Linked DNA regions of Mus musculus: region 2 is linked to region 1. Evidence: chromatin contacts called from ENCODE Hi-C or POLR2A ChIA-PET data. All regions are on one chromosome and are shown on one strand. The core of a region is the stretch at or near the end of the contact, and the rest is flanking DNA. Distances in the headings are between cores, read along the strand shown. Region 1 holds the start of Nckap5los (a long non-coding RNA gene). Region 2 holds the start of Bcdin3d (BCDIN3 domain containing).

Region 1 (6,958 bases), core at 1,286-3,785:
CAAGCTGAGACATACGTAACACAAAGGGTCTCAGATGAAAGATGAAGACTTGTCATTTCAAGCCAACAGCAACGGCAGGAGCCTCGTTGATAGGAAAGGCACAGCGCAGTGCCAGTCAGAGCCCTGCTGTGCTCCTGTGTGTTCAGGGTAGAATAGTCTCTGGTCTTCAGTGTGTGTCCTGCATGGCAGATTACACAGGAAGAGTGAGTTTGGTCAGGGAAGTGAGTACTGTGCCCTGTGCCCTGTGCTGAGAAGCTGATAGCCTTGGTCGGGGGGTTGGGGGGTAGGGGGTGGGTGGAGGGGACCATTATAGAACTGCTGAGAACAGCACACCAAGCACAAATAGAGCTCGAGAGCCTGTGGAACAATAGAAAGACCTGGCCGTGCTGTGAGGCAGGTGGCATCAAGAGGCACCAGCAGAGAGTGTGCAAAGCCCCCTGGCCCACTGGGACCTCGGCGGCAGTGTTTTAAGCCCTCTCAGAGTGCCTGGATCATTTGGAGCCAGAAGAGGGAGTGTGGGAGGCACAAAGGATGCTTCATGGTATGTCCAAGAGGAGACAAAGCATATCTGTGGTGTGGGTGCTGGGAATTGAACCTGGATCCTCGGGAAGAGCAGGCAGCCCTCTTACCTGCTGAGCCGTAGGTTGAGCCCATCTTTACTTTTCAAATACCCTTGGTGCCTGGCGTGGTTGCTGCACACTTTCAGTCCTCAGGAGACGGAGGTAGAGGGATCTCTGTGAATTCAAGGCCAGACTGGTCTACAGAGTGAGTCCAGGACAGCCAGGACTTGTTACACAGTGGAACCCTGTCTTGTATAAATAAATAAACAAATATCCCTTGGCAGACTTAAGTTTTACGTGTCAACAGTGAGTGACATTAGTTGAAGTTGGTGTTACTTTCTAAACAGGGACGTTGAGTCACAGGGCAGCTGGTTGACCAGTAAAAAATTCGGGCTCTAGGCCCCCATGCAGGGTGTGTGTGAGCGCTGGGGTTCCTATAGGCACAGTCTCGGCCTCAGGATGGGAAGAATAAACAAGAGTCACCCAGCCTAACCTTGAGCTGTTGCATTATCACCAGTATAGCAGAGGTCACTAGAGAGTTTTGTCACCCTCCTCCTGCCTTCTCTCCTTGCCTGTTCCTGGTCTGCCTGGGAGTAGCCTGCCAGGCCTCATTCCCAGAGCCTGACTCCCAAGGTCATGGACCAGCCGGCCGGAGGCACCGGAAAGCTGAGGGCATCGGCTGGTGAGGACGACAGCATGGAGCTCAGCACCTGCCAGGAGCTTCTGCACCGACTTCGGGAGCTGGAGGTACGCGGTGGCAGGCAGGGCAGGGCGGGGCATGGGGAGTCAGGGCTGCCCACCGCTGAGCTCAGTGTGGAGAAGGCTTGCCAGGCAGGAGAGGGCTGGACGGTTGGTTCTTTATTAAAGCTCCCCTGGGAAGCCCCGGTTCCTCTTCACTCTCCAGCTCGGGCGACAGTGAAGAGTACGTAGCTGTCCTATGCCACGAGTGTCTCTTCCCCACCCCCACCCCACCTTTACGACCCTACTGGTTCCAAGGACAGTGATATCCATAGAGGCTACTAGGTAAAACGGTCAGATAACCCTGGTCCAGGAGTTTGATGGACAGGGCAAAGCCTGTCCACTCTGCCACCCTCGCTCCCAGGGTACAAATGAGCCTCAATGATTCCCCTTTCCACCTCACCCTACAGGCAGAGAACTCGGCGCTTGCGCAGGCCAATGAGAACCAGCGGGAGACTTACGAACGCTGTCTGGATGAGGTCTGTGGGGTTTGCCGAAGGACAGGGCTGGGGACAGGGGTGGGTGGGCAAAACGCCAGCTCAGCTCCCGGACTTTGTGTCCCCAGGTTGCCAACCACGTGGTACAGGCTCTACTGAACCAGAAGGTGAGTGGATTCAGGACTGTCTCACACCCACCTAACTGCTGCAGGATAGACCCAGGGTATACACAGGAGGTACAGCCCTGGGACTCCAGAGACCTGCTCAACTAAGTCTCTACCACCACGGAGTAGCCTAGGAGGAGCTCCCTATTGGCCCACTTGGCCCATGCCACTACCTCTGATTGGCCCGTTATTCTCTACCAGGAAGCAGAGTGAGTTGTTAAGGCCAGGTCTCTGAACCATGGGAACTTTGATTTGGACTAGAATGCCTTCTCTTACCTGGAGCCCAGCTGATTTCTCTATCGCCTTCAAAACACTACCAACGTCATGAGCCTCTATGGCCTTGAAGTGTTTTCTTCAGATCGCTGTGATGCGGGCCACTTAGACGTCAGGGTTCTCCCACGCCTTAGATGCCCCTCCCTTTTGACATGGCTTCTAGGAGGGAGGAAGCCAGCTGCAGAAATGGTGGAAATGACAGACTGGCCTTTACCGTAGTTCATTAGGGTAGCAAACCTTGAGAGCTCATCCCCAGAGGCTGTAGGTGTGAGCACAGCTGGCGGGGGCGGGAAGTCGCTGTCCCTCTCCTGCCTCCTCACCTTTGCTTCCTGTCCTTCCTGGGTGGACAGGACCTGCGGGAAGAGTGTATCAAACTGAAGAAGAGGGTGTTTGACCTGGAGCGGCAGAATCAGGTGTTGAGTGCACTACTGCAGCAGAAACTACAGCTCACGGCCAACTCCCTCCCTCAGGTGGGCAGATCATTTTCCTGTGGGCCCCGTCAGCATCAGCTTGCTCTTCTGTTCACCTCATAGGAGCAGGGTGTCCGCTGTCCTTAACACAGGGCCTGTGACCTTGCGGTGAAGGTATACTTGGACTAACAGACTTGCATTTTAGCTGAAAGAAAACTTCCCGAGTCCCTATAGACTCATCTGTCAACGCCATTCCCAGGGTCTCCCTACTCAGGCAGACAGTATCTTCAGTTGTTGTTGTTGAAGGAGGAGGAGGGGGAGGACAGGGTCTCACTCTGCATCCCTGGCTGGACTTACACTCAGGCAGTCCTCCTGCCTCAGCTACCCAAGTACTAAGATGAGAAGCATGGCCCTCACTCCTAGTGTACCCCTTCATATAAGAGAAAGTTGAGATTCACCCTGCCCTGTGTGGGGAGTCGGTCGGGTGGAGGCTGCAAATGCAGTTATTTCCAGTTCCCTAGAGGCCCCTGTGGCCACTGACGTGGCTTCTTCCTGGCCAGGGCCAGGGCAGGGCTAAGCATAAGGAGCCCAGAGCTGCGTGTCACAGAGAGGACAAGAACGGCACTTCACCCCGTTCACTGGATATGGGTGGCTGCACATACTGGGTTTGAACTTCACAGGCACTGGTTTCTATTGGCAGGCTGGACCCTGCCTGCCCTGGGAACAGTGTGGGGGTGGGGGTGGGGCGCTGGCTCGGGGTATGAGTCCTGGGATCAGTTGTCATGGATGTCACTCTGTCAGGAGCCTCAAGGATGGAAGAAGATACAGAGATAAGAGTGGTCTGGAAGTCAAGGAGAATAGCAGGTTGCCTCTGAGGGCAGCCAGCCCCTGCCCCCATTTTGACAATGAAAGCAGCTTTATCAGCGTGGAGCTGAGCCATGTCTGTCTGAACATGTGTGTTTGTCCAAATGATCCAGCCTGGTATCTGATTCCCCGTGAACTGAATCTCGGGCAGCAATGGATAGTCCGCAGTTGCCCCTGCAGCTGTTGTGCCTCTGCAGGGACCCCTGAGGCCTAGCTGTCACCAGCCTTCCCCCACCCAGTGAACCACCCACAGTCACTTTTTCAAAAACCTGAATGGACTGTGGGATCACCGAGGGTCGGTCCAGTCAATCTCTCACCCAAGTTCCCATGATGCAATGGAAAATTACAAGCGTTAAATGTTGGCCTCAAGTAAACTGGGGTTGGGTTTCTAACTGAACTGCTTTTTAGCTAAGTGTGGCCTTGGGCAAAGTATCAAACTATATAAATGTTAGGTTTTTCCCTTACAAATGGCACAAAAACACTGGCATTACACATCCTTGCGAGGATTAAATGAGGTAATATATGGTGCTCTGCTCGCTGACAGTCGGCGAATGGCAGCGGTTTAGTAGTATTAACGTGACTCCCAGGGTGAGCTTCGCTGGGTTGAAAGCCCCATTGCGCAGACACTAATTAAGCTTCCCTTGGAAGCCATGCCTTTGCCAAGGCCTGAGGAACCGATCTCAAGGCCCTGTGGGTGTTACATCCTGTGCAGGGTGTGTTTCTGGACGGCTGAGACTGCTTAGAGGCAGCCCATGGACAGCCATGCTAGAGTCAAGTGTGGCAGCTCTGCTTGTCCAAGGGTACAGGATAGGGGCAGCTAGCCCTTGGAGGACTGGGAGGCCTGGGGGTCGGCTTGCTCAGTGGTAAGGGACTTGTCATGCAAACGTTAGGGCTTGTGCGTAGTTCCCCAGCACCCCATGTCAAAAGCTGGACATGATACTCTGTGCTTACGATCCAGGCTCTGAGGTGGAGGCAGGGAGGTCCCTGTGGTTCACTGGCCAGCCAGCTGAGCCCACTCTGTGAGCCCCAGGTCCCCGTGTTGAGCCCTGCTTCTAAGAAACAAGGCAGGTGACTCCTGAGGAGCAGTGTTCAAGAGTGTGAATGTGTGTGTGCATGCATGCACGTATGCACACGCATGCACAATGTTCACACAGACTTAAGGAAGTTCCTGCAAGGAAATGACATTGGACCTGTGTGCCGGGTGGAAAGGAGTCTGACAAAGAGTCTGTAGATGGCTGCGGAGAAGGAAGTCCCCATGGAAGGAGCACCCAGAGGGTGGCACACTTTCAGCTTGGGTAGATGAAGGATGCGAGACAGGAAGTGAGGAGGAGGAGGGGCAGGAGCTGCTTGAGGGATCCACAGCCCGTGGGGGGAGAGGATCTACGGTGGGGGGAGAGGATCTACAGTGGGGGGAGAGGATCTACGGTGGCCAGGGGAAGAGGCCTCACAGCACAGAAGCACTTTAGGAAAAGGTCACCTTAGCTTCCTTGTGCAAGACTAAAAGCCACTGAATGGGGTCAAGGGGATTGGAATACCAAGCACTGTCAGGCCAGGAGTGCAGCTCTGGGCTGCAGATGGCCAAGGGCAAGGCCTAGATGCTACAGGGATTTTAAGGCTGGGAATGGGGGGGAGGGGGGCAGCAACGAGGTGAGTGAAGGGTTAAAGCTGATTCATCCCCATTCAACATGCAAGAAGAACTCTCAAGGACCAAGAGAGTCTGCTCCAAAGTAGGTAGCCTGGGCTACATGCTCCTTGTACAATCTAGAGAGTAGATACCTCCCATGAGACCGGGGAACACAGAGTGATAGCTCGCTGCCTTTCATGTGTGCACGAGAGACACGGGAAAGGAAGAGAGCCTGTTGCTGGCCCCTTGCTAGCTGCAGGCTGAAGTGAACTGTGCAGGCCTCCGTGCCTAGCTTTTGGGGATGCGTTTGGGTTTTGTTTTTTTTTTTTTTGAGACAGGTTTTTCTCCATGTGGCCCTGGCTATCCTGGAACGTGTGCTGTACTATAGTCCAGGCTGGCCTCAAAGTCACAGGGATCCCCCAGCCTCTGCCTTCCAAGTGCCACCACCACTTGGCATGACTTTGTTTTCTTAGATCCTAGGTGGTCAGAATAGGAAGGGGCCTTCATGGTAGTGTTCTTTTTTAAGCGAGAAAGCAGAGTAGTTCTGGTGCCGAGCTAGGCGCACTGGGTTAGACCTGCCGCTGTCTGCTGTGCCCTGCACATGTCCCCCAACCCAATCCCTTTGCTCTAGTCTGCTTTCATGTCACCCAGACCTGTACTGTCTTCAGACTGTCCCCTGTGTTTAGCTTGCCTTATCAGCAGAAGGACAATGATAAGAGCCGTACCGTAGGCCAGGGGCCATCCCTGGAGGGGCACAGTGGGGCTGCCTGGCTCCGAGAGGGGTGAATAACACTGCATTCTCTCTGCAGATCCCACTCACACCACTCCAGCCGCCATCAGAACGACCAACCTCCCCAGCCCCAAATGTCTCTGAGGGACCAGCCACCTCACTGCCTTCAGGACTCTGTGCTGGGCAAAGAGAGGTAAGGAGGAGTAGACACTGGGTTTGTGTCTTACTGGCTAGAGGCTCCACCGCGGGTTCTTAACGAGTCTCAGGAACAGGCTGCTTCTCCTGCAGGCTCCTATCCAGGACGGAAGTGTGAGCCCTTAGCTGTCAGCCTCATACCAAGAAAAACAGGCTCCCTATCTCCCACCCCCCACCCCCCACCCCCCAGTCATGGCCTGCACGCGAATGTGTAAAGTCATGCAGCAGGAGTCACCGCACAGGCTTGCAGACCTTGCATTCTGTGCTGGGCACCAATTATGCAGGACACCTCGGTCAGGCTCTTACTTTATGGGGCTAAACAATCACTGTCTCATTTCGCAGCTGACACGGTGACACTTAGAGGTCAAACAACTTGCTGAAGGTCACGTGAAAGAGGTAGACCTGGGCTTGATACCCTGACTCCAGAGCACATGTAGTTAAGCTCTGTGTAGGACAGGGCTGGGTAACAGAGGTTTGCATGGGGCCATCCCCAGGCCTACTGCCACTGCTGCCTGCCACTCAGCTCTCTGACCAGACAAGGTCCATGCTTGCCTGACGTGAGTGACTAAGGTCTCGGCTGTGATACACCCTCTTCTTGAACTTCTGTACTTTCTAAAGCCAGAACACAGGCAGGCCTCCCTCCATCCTAGAACAAGCACAGGCCAGCACTGTAACTGCTCAGGCTAGCAATGTAAAAAAAAAAAAAAAAAAGAGTAGAGAGATATCTCAGCGGTTAAGAGCCCTGGCTGCTCTTCTGAAGGTCCTGAGTTCAAGTCCTAGCAACCACATGGTGGCTCACAACCATCTGTAATGAGATCAGATGCCCTCTTCTGGTGTGTCTGAAGACAGCTACAGTGTGCTTACATATAAAATAAATAAACCTTTGAAGAAAAAAAATCTGTTTTTTTTTTTTTTTTAAAGAGTAGTGGGGATAGGAGACTGGACATGGGGTACCCAGTCTAC
Region 2 (6,311 bases), core at 2,218-4,717, 42 kb before region 1:
ATTTATGAAGCACCTCACCTGGATGAGAATTATATTATTATTTATTTTAAGACAGGATCTCACTATGTAGTCCTGGCTGCACTGGAACTCAGTCTGAAGACCAGGCTGACCTCAAACTCACAGATTTCCTCCTGCCTCTGACTCCCTAGTGTTGGGATTAAAAAGTGTAGACCACCACATCAGACTGAGAATTCTATTTTTAAACTATTTAAAAAATTACCTTTTTTTGAAAACGTATGTGCATGTGTGCATGTGTGTGTCACAGCCTGTGTGTGCAAGTCAGAGACAACCTGTGCAGTTAGATCTCTCCTCCCACACCATGTTGGTCCTGGGGCTCAAACTGAGTTGACTGGGCTCAGAGGCAAGCACCTCAATACTTGCTGAACCCTCTCATTGGCCCCATTCCTAACATTTTGAGCAACCTCTACACAGTTTTCCTTTATGGTGGTGATCCCTCACACTCCCACCAAGAGAGTGAGAGGTGCTGCTTCATCTAAACGGTGCTCAGTGTGTGTCCCGTGAAGGGCAAAACAGGATTCCTGTGTGGCTAGTGAAGCTCAAGCTTCGAAGTTTGTATCATCTGAGAACCTTCCAGGAGTCCAGCGATGCTCCAAAACCCACTGGGTTTTATAAGATTTCAGAAAGCGCTGTTTTGTGGTAGCTGGTTACGGCAGCTCTTACCCCTCGCTCAAGTGTCTCCCAGAGTTGGATGGCACAGTAGTGGCCATGGGTGTTCCCAGCATCCAATGAAGGTCAGCCGGATTGGAAATGCCCTCCACAGGGCTGTTAACACAGCATCTAGTCACAGGCGCAGTCACTACTCAGTGCACGTGTGTAGAAACACTTTCCTGTGTATTCGTATCCACCCATCATGTGAATCACCTGGGGCTGTGGCCTGTATGTACACATCTAGGTCAGATTAGAGCATTAAACGTGTCCAACAGCACCTAGGACTGGAAGTCTGTGGGAGTGAAGAAGAGTCAAGGTTTTAGCATACACAAAGCCAGAATCTGGTCTGAAGAAACATTTTCCAATCGCCAGCCACGTAAAGTTATTAACAGAGAGTTCCCTTGCATACTGACGTCAATGAAAGCAAGTTTATCCTATTGACAGTATAGCACATATAATTATAATAGCACTGTGTGTGTGTGTGTGTGTGTGTGTGTGTATCCGCATGTGTGCGCTGAACACCCAGGGTCTAATAATTGGTGAGCTATGCTCACCCCTAAGCTATATCCCCAACCCTTTTACTTAAGTTTGGTTTAATTGTTTAAAGATAGAAGAGGGTACAGATTTTGTCTGACCCATGTGGGGAATTCTGCCCTTGGTTCAGAACGAGTGCAGGGAAACAAGCAAAGCTGGGTGGTGGCGCACACCTTTAACCCCAGAACGCAGGAGGCAGAAGCAGGCAGAGCTCTGTGAGCTTGAGGCCAGCCTGGTCTACAGAGCAAGTTCCAGGACAGCCAGGGCTACACAGAGAAACCCTGTTACAGAGCAAGTTCCGGGACAGCCAGGGCTACACAGAGAGACCCTGTTACAGAGCAAGTTCCGGGACAGCCAGGGCTACACAGAGAAACCCTGTTACAGAGCAAGTTCCGGGACAGCCTGGGCTACACAGAGAGACCCTGTCTTGAATGGGGTGGGGAAGAAGAATGAAAAAGAAAAGAAAAAAATTGAAACAAATCAAGCAGAGATCAAAATATAAAAGTAAAACTTGGGAAGAAAAAAATAGGACCTTTCTTTTCAGTTGGACATGACCTATATTACCTATTATAATCCTATCATGTGGGAGGTGGAGGCAGGAAGATCAAGAGTTCAAAGCCATTCTCTGCTACATAGGAAGTCCAAGAACAACCAGGACTACTGCACGATCTTGTCAAAAAGTTAAGCCAAAACACATTTGTGGAGGTGGGGGGGGGGGGTGGTGTCCCTAGAGACCTGTTGGAACCCTGTCGGTCCTTGTATAGATGCTTCAGTCTCTTATAAAGTTTAGCAAATTTTTGGCTTAGTAAGCTGGGAGGTCTCCATAAAATGGGCTGGTCAGAACACAGTGCCATGGGTTGATTCTAACAGGCTGGGCTCTCCTTACCTCTAAACCGAACTTACTGCTTAGGCCATGTGGTGGTTTGAATAAAAATGGCCCCCATAGGCTCATATGTCTGAATAGTCACCAGAGGGTGGGACTCTTTGAAAGGATTAGGAGGTGTGGCCTTGTAGGAGGAAGTTTGTCACCTGAGGTGGGTTTTGAGGTTTCAGAAGCCCAGGCTAAGCCTGGACTCTCTTTTTGCCTATGGATCAGGGTCTAGCTCTCAGCTACTGCTTCCCACCATGATGATAATGGACTAAACCTCTGAAACTGTAGCAAGCCTCCAATTATTTTTTTAATGAGTTGCCATGGTTACCTGTCTCTCCACAGCAATAGAACAGAGACTAAGGGAGGCTGACTCCTCAGTCTCTCTCCTCACCAGCTTTCCCCACCCCAGACCACATTTAAAAAGCTTTTAAAGTATTACTATTTCCTAGCGTGTGTACACGTGTGTAGAGTCCAGAGGCGGATGGCAGGCATCTTCTTCGATCATTTCCCACCTTATCTTTTGAGACAGAATCTCTCAGTGGGCCTGGAGCACACACCAACGCAGCTAGGCTGGCTAGCCGGCAAACTTCAGAGATCTGCTAGTCTGGGATTACAGGCATACACCATTACACCCTGCTTTTTATGTGGGTGTTTGGGATCCGAACTCAGGTCCACGAGCTTACCCAGCAAGCATTTCCTGATTGAACCATTTTTACAGAGTTCGGCCCACTTTTGGTCTTAAGTTTATCTCAACACATCTCTTTCAATTTAACTCTGTTCTCCCATTTTCTTTCTTCCCCCAAACAGATACGGCTTAGTCACTTGCATCTTGTACAGTTTTCATTCAACAAGTATTTACTGAACAACCGTGCGCCAGGATTTATGATAAATATAGGAGGTTCACAGCTGAAAAGTATCAATGTAGCAACTCCATCCTCTGGAATGAAGTCTATAGTTACTATGTCTGTCGGTCCCCTTGTGGCACCTTAAGTGTTCTAGAGCTTCCAGCTACGTTTTCTAAACCAGGCTCAAGTTCCTGTGTCAGTGCATTGTTGTGTGACCCCGTCACAGGCCCCACACACACACATACTCCCCAGACAAGGAATCCCCCTTCCTTACAGCTCACTTTGTGTATCTGAAAAGAAAGAAACTTGGACCAACTTCACTTTCAAGACCCCCACAAACTCCTTGCTTTGGTCAGTGGCCCAAGGTTCAACTCAAGTTGGGCAAGTCCGTTAAGTAAGAGGGGACGATCACGGCCTCCAATAGGATACCGAAAGCCCCGACTAGGCACTGGGGTCTTCTCACCTACCTAAACTCACCTTCTTTCAGACCTCTACCCTAGGCGCATGCGCGCTGGCGCTGCGCTCGCCCCCTCCCTCCGCGGGCTCCAGACTTCCGGTTCCGCCCCAACCGAGGGACAGAGCGTGATGGCCGCAGACGGGACATTGTCAAGAGGGGGCGTTGGAGAGGCTGTGGAGGAAGAGCATCCGGGGGCTCTGGAACCCGGGGCCGCCCCGTTCGGAAATTTCCCTCATTATTCCCGCTTCCACCCTCCCGAGCAAAGGCTCCGCCTTCTGCCCCCGGAGCTTCTTCGGCAGCTCTTCCCTCCCGAGGGTCCCGAGAAGAGGCCGATCCTAGGGCTCGACGTGGGGTGTAACTCCGGGGTGAGTGACGCGGCAGGGATCGGAGCGCCGGGAGCCCAGCGATGGTCAGCCTCCGCGTCCTCCGTGGTGCTGGCCTGGGCGTGGCATCAAAACTCAAAGCCCAGAGTGGGCTTTTAAAGTATAGCCTTGACAGACACGTGCACGTCCCAGCCCTCCCTTTGGGGCCCCACGGCCGAGTGAGGAATTTTGAGCAATCCACAACTCATTCCAAAAATTCCCGCCAGACCGCTGGGGAGGAGGACCGTCTGATCTGGACTTCCGGCGTTTGCCTCCTCTCTTGCTTTGCTGGTCTTCTTGGCTGGGGAACGGGGATCCCCTTCCCTTCCCCCCCCCAAAAAATCTGGGAATCCTGATTCCTAAAAGATAAGAGCCAGGGTGACGTAATCACGGCTGAAACTTAAGGCTGTAGATATACAGTGCAAGACAGACCTGGAGCCAGATCCTTATTTACTTGTGCTAACAGAGTACAACGGTGAACAGTAGAGAGGGATCAAGAAAGAAAATAGATCATCCGGCCAGAGGAGGAAGCCTTAACCACCTTTCCCACCGCAGAGTGTTTTCAGACATGTAATGATTAGAGTCAAACCGCAGCAAAAATAAGGAAATAACAGTCTCGCCTATTTGTAGCTAGTTAGTGGATGTCCCAGTGAAGCGGGCAGTTTTATCCAACATTACAAATGGTTAGGACCCTCCGCCATTCGCTCCACATTCCATCACCAGAGTCCAGGGATAGACCTTTTGCCCACGTGTAATTCTAGCTCTCAGAAGACAAGCATTCCCACAAGTCTGAAGCTAGCCTAGGCTACTAAGACCATGTTTCCAAAAACGACAAAAAAGAGACATTGGTGGGTGGTGAAGACCTTTGAGGGTCTCAGTTGAGGAGAGCTTTTGGTTATAGACTACAGTAACCAGCTGGGTGTGTGTCCCTGTAAACGTGTCACCGTGGTATAGGAAACCAGCAGAAAAACAGAAAAGAAAAACATTTTTAAAAAAAAGATTTTAAAATTGTAAACAGTATATACAGAGCCACAGTAGAAAGGACACGGTTGCAATTGACTAAGGCAGTTGTTCTCAAGTTTACTTTTGAACATTTATTTATTTACGCATTTATCCACTCATTTTTGTTTTACACAAGTTCTCTCTGCCCTCAATATGGAGACCATGCCGGCCTCAAAAACAGAGTCCGATAGGAGGGAAGCAAATCAGGGTAGGAGGAAATTTAGTGGCGTGGTGTGGGTCCTTGTGCCTTCAACTGTGACTTTGAACAAAGTTAGTGTGACTGTGCAGTTTGTTAGACACACAGAATCTCAGCCTACCCCACCCCCACCCCCGTCTACTTAGCCAGCATCTGTATTTTAAGATGACCCCGGAGGTAACTTGTGTATTGTTAAGTTAGAAGGGGTTCTAGGAACTCAGCTCCATTCTTCAGAGCGCTGTTCTTTCAGAGGACCTAAGTTCCATTCCCAGCATCCTTGAGGGCAGCTCACAACCACCTGGAACTCTAATTTCAGCAGAGCAGAAGTCCTCTTCTGGCCCCTCTGGGCATCCGTACACATATTAGCATGTGTAAGCACTAAGACTCATGCATACACATACAAAAGATAATTTTTAAAAATAGTTAGAAAAGCCTGGTTTGAATAAAAGGAACTTTATGTAGCCGAAGTCTTATTATTAGTGTCCATGTGACTTTAGCTAACTAAGTAAATAACCTTGATCCATAATTTTTAAAATGTGGAGTTTAATGTGAATTATTCCATACTTTCATGAAAGTACATAAAACATAAGTCTGTACTGTACAAGTTATAAGGCAAACACCGTTGTGATCACTCTCATCGTCAGCCCCCAAAAACCTTTATATGTCGTTTCCTATTTTAAAAGCCCCTTTCACCCACAGGCAACAGTTAGCCTGTTATTGTCTTGCTTTTGTTTATATAATTCTCATTTTCTTTTTAAATTTATTTTTAAATTTATTTTTTAAATTTATTTTTATTTTTTTAAATCTTACTCATTTTCTAACCCTAAACAATATGGTTTAATTTTCCCACTTTGGGATTTTGTATAAAGGAAAACTTGTCTGACAGTAATACCAGCATTTGGGAGGCTGAAGCTGGGAGATCCCAAACTGTTAAGAGACCAGTCTGGTCTACATAGACTTATTTAAAAAACAAAAACAAAAAACAAAAAAGGAGGAAACTTGCCATCTACTTGATTTTCCTCTTCAGCAGTATGTCTTTGAAAGTTTTTGGTTTTTTTTTTTGTTGTTGTTTTTTGAGACAGAGTTTGTCTGTGTAGTCCTGGAACTCACTCTGTAGACCAGGCTGGCCTCGAACTCAGAAATCCGCCTGCCTCTGCCTCCCAAGTGCTGGGATTAAAGGCGTGTGCCACCACTACTTGGGTGTATCAAGCCAAGCTCCTCAGTTTTATGCTGTTATTGCTAATACCCCGTTGCCATGAATGAATGACTCGTTCACACTTGAACAGCCGAGTGGTTCCCGCCATGTGTGTTCTTCACCCGCGTGAGAAGTTGCAGAGGTGACAGAGACTGCACAAAACCACGTGTTTGAATTAGT

The links. Hi-C counts contacts between places; a loop is a spot of excess contacts on that map. ChIA-PET counts read pairs that join two places held with the same protein, here RNA polymerase II (POLR2A).
Region 2: a loop to region 1 is called in a map of left cerebral cortex, with 9 times the contacts of the local background. The contact joins the promoter of Bcdin3d here to the promoter of Nckap5los in region 1. A Hi-C loop is called at or near these places in 32 of 37 maps with a recorded cell type or tissue (CH12.LX, CH12F3, Patski and 11 more). POLR2A ChIA-PET finds 5 or more read pairs at or near these places in 5 of 5 experiments (Patski and embryonic stem cell).

The regions. Positions count from the first base shown.
Region 1 is chr15:99,428,389-99,435,346 of GRCm38, reverse strand. Nckap5los (a long non-coding RNA gene) reads right to left here and starts at 2,535. Exons shown (of 5, transcript XR_003951477.1): 1 at 2,493-2,535; 2 at 630-2,350; 3 at 16-178. Nckap5l (NCK-associated protein 5-like) reads left to right here. Exons shown (of 13, transcript NM_001001884.1): 3 at 1,158-1,307; 4 at 1,709-1,777; 5 at 1,864-1,902; 6 at 2,523-2,642; 7 at 5,880-5,993. The coding sequence starts at 1,197.
Region 2 is chr15:99,471,886-99,478,196 of GRCm38, reverse strand. It overlaps Bcdin3d (BCDIN3 domain containing), which reads left to right and starts at 3,467. Exons shown (of 2, transcript NM_029236.2): 1 at 3,467-3,741. The coding sequence starts at 3,505.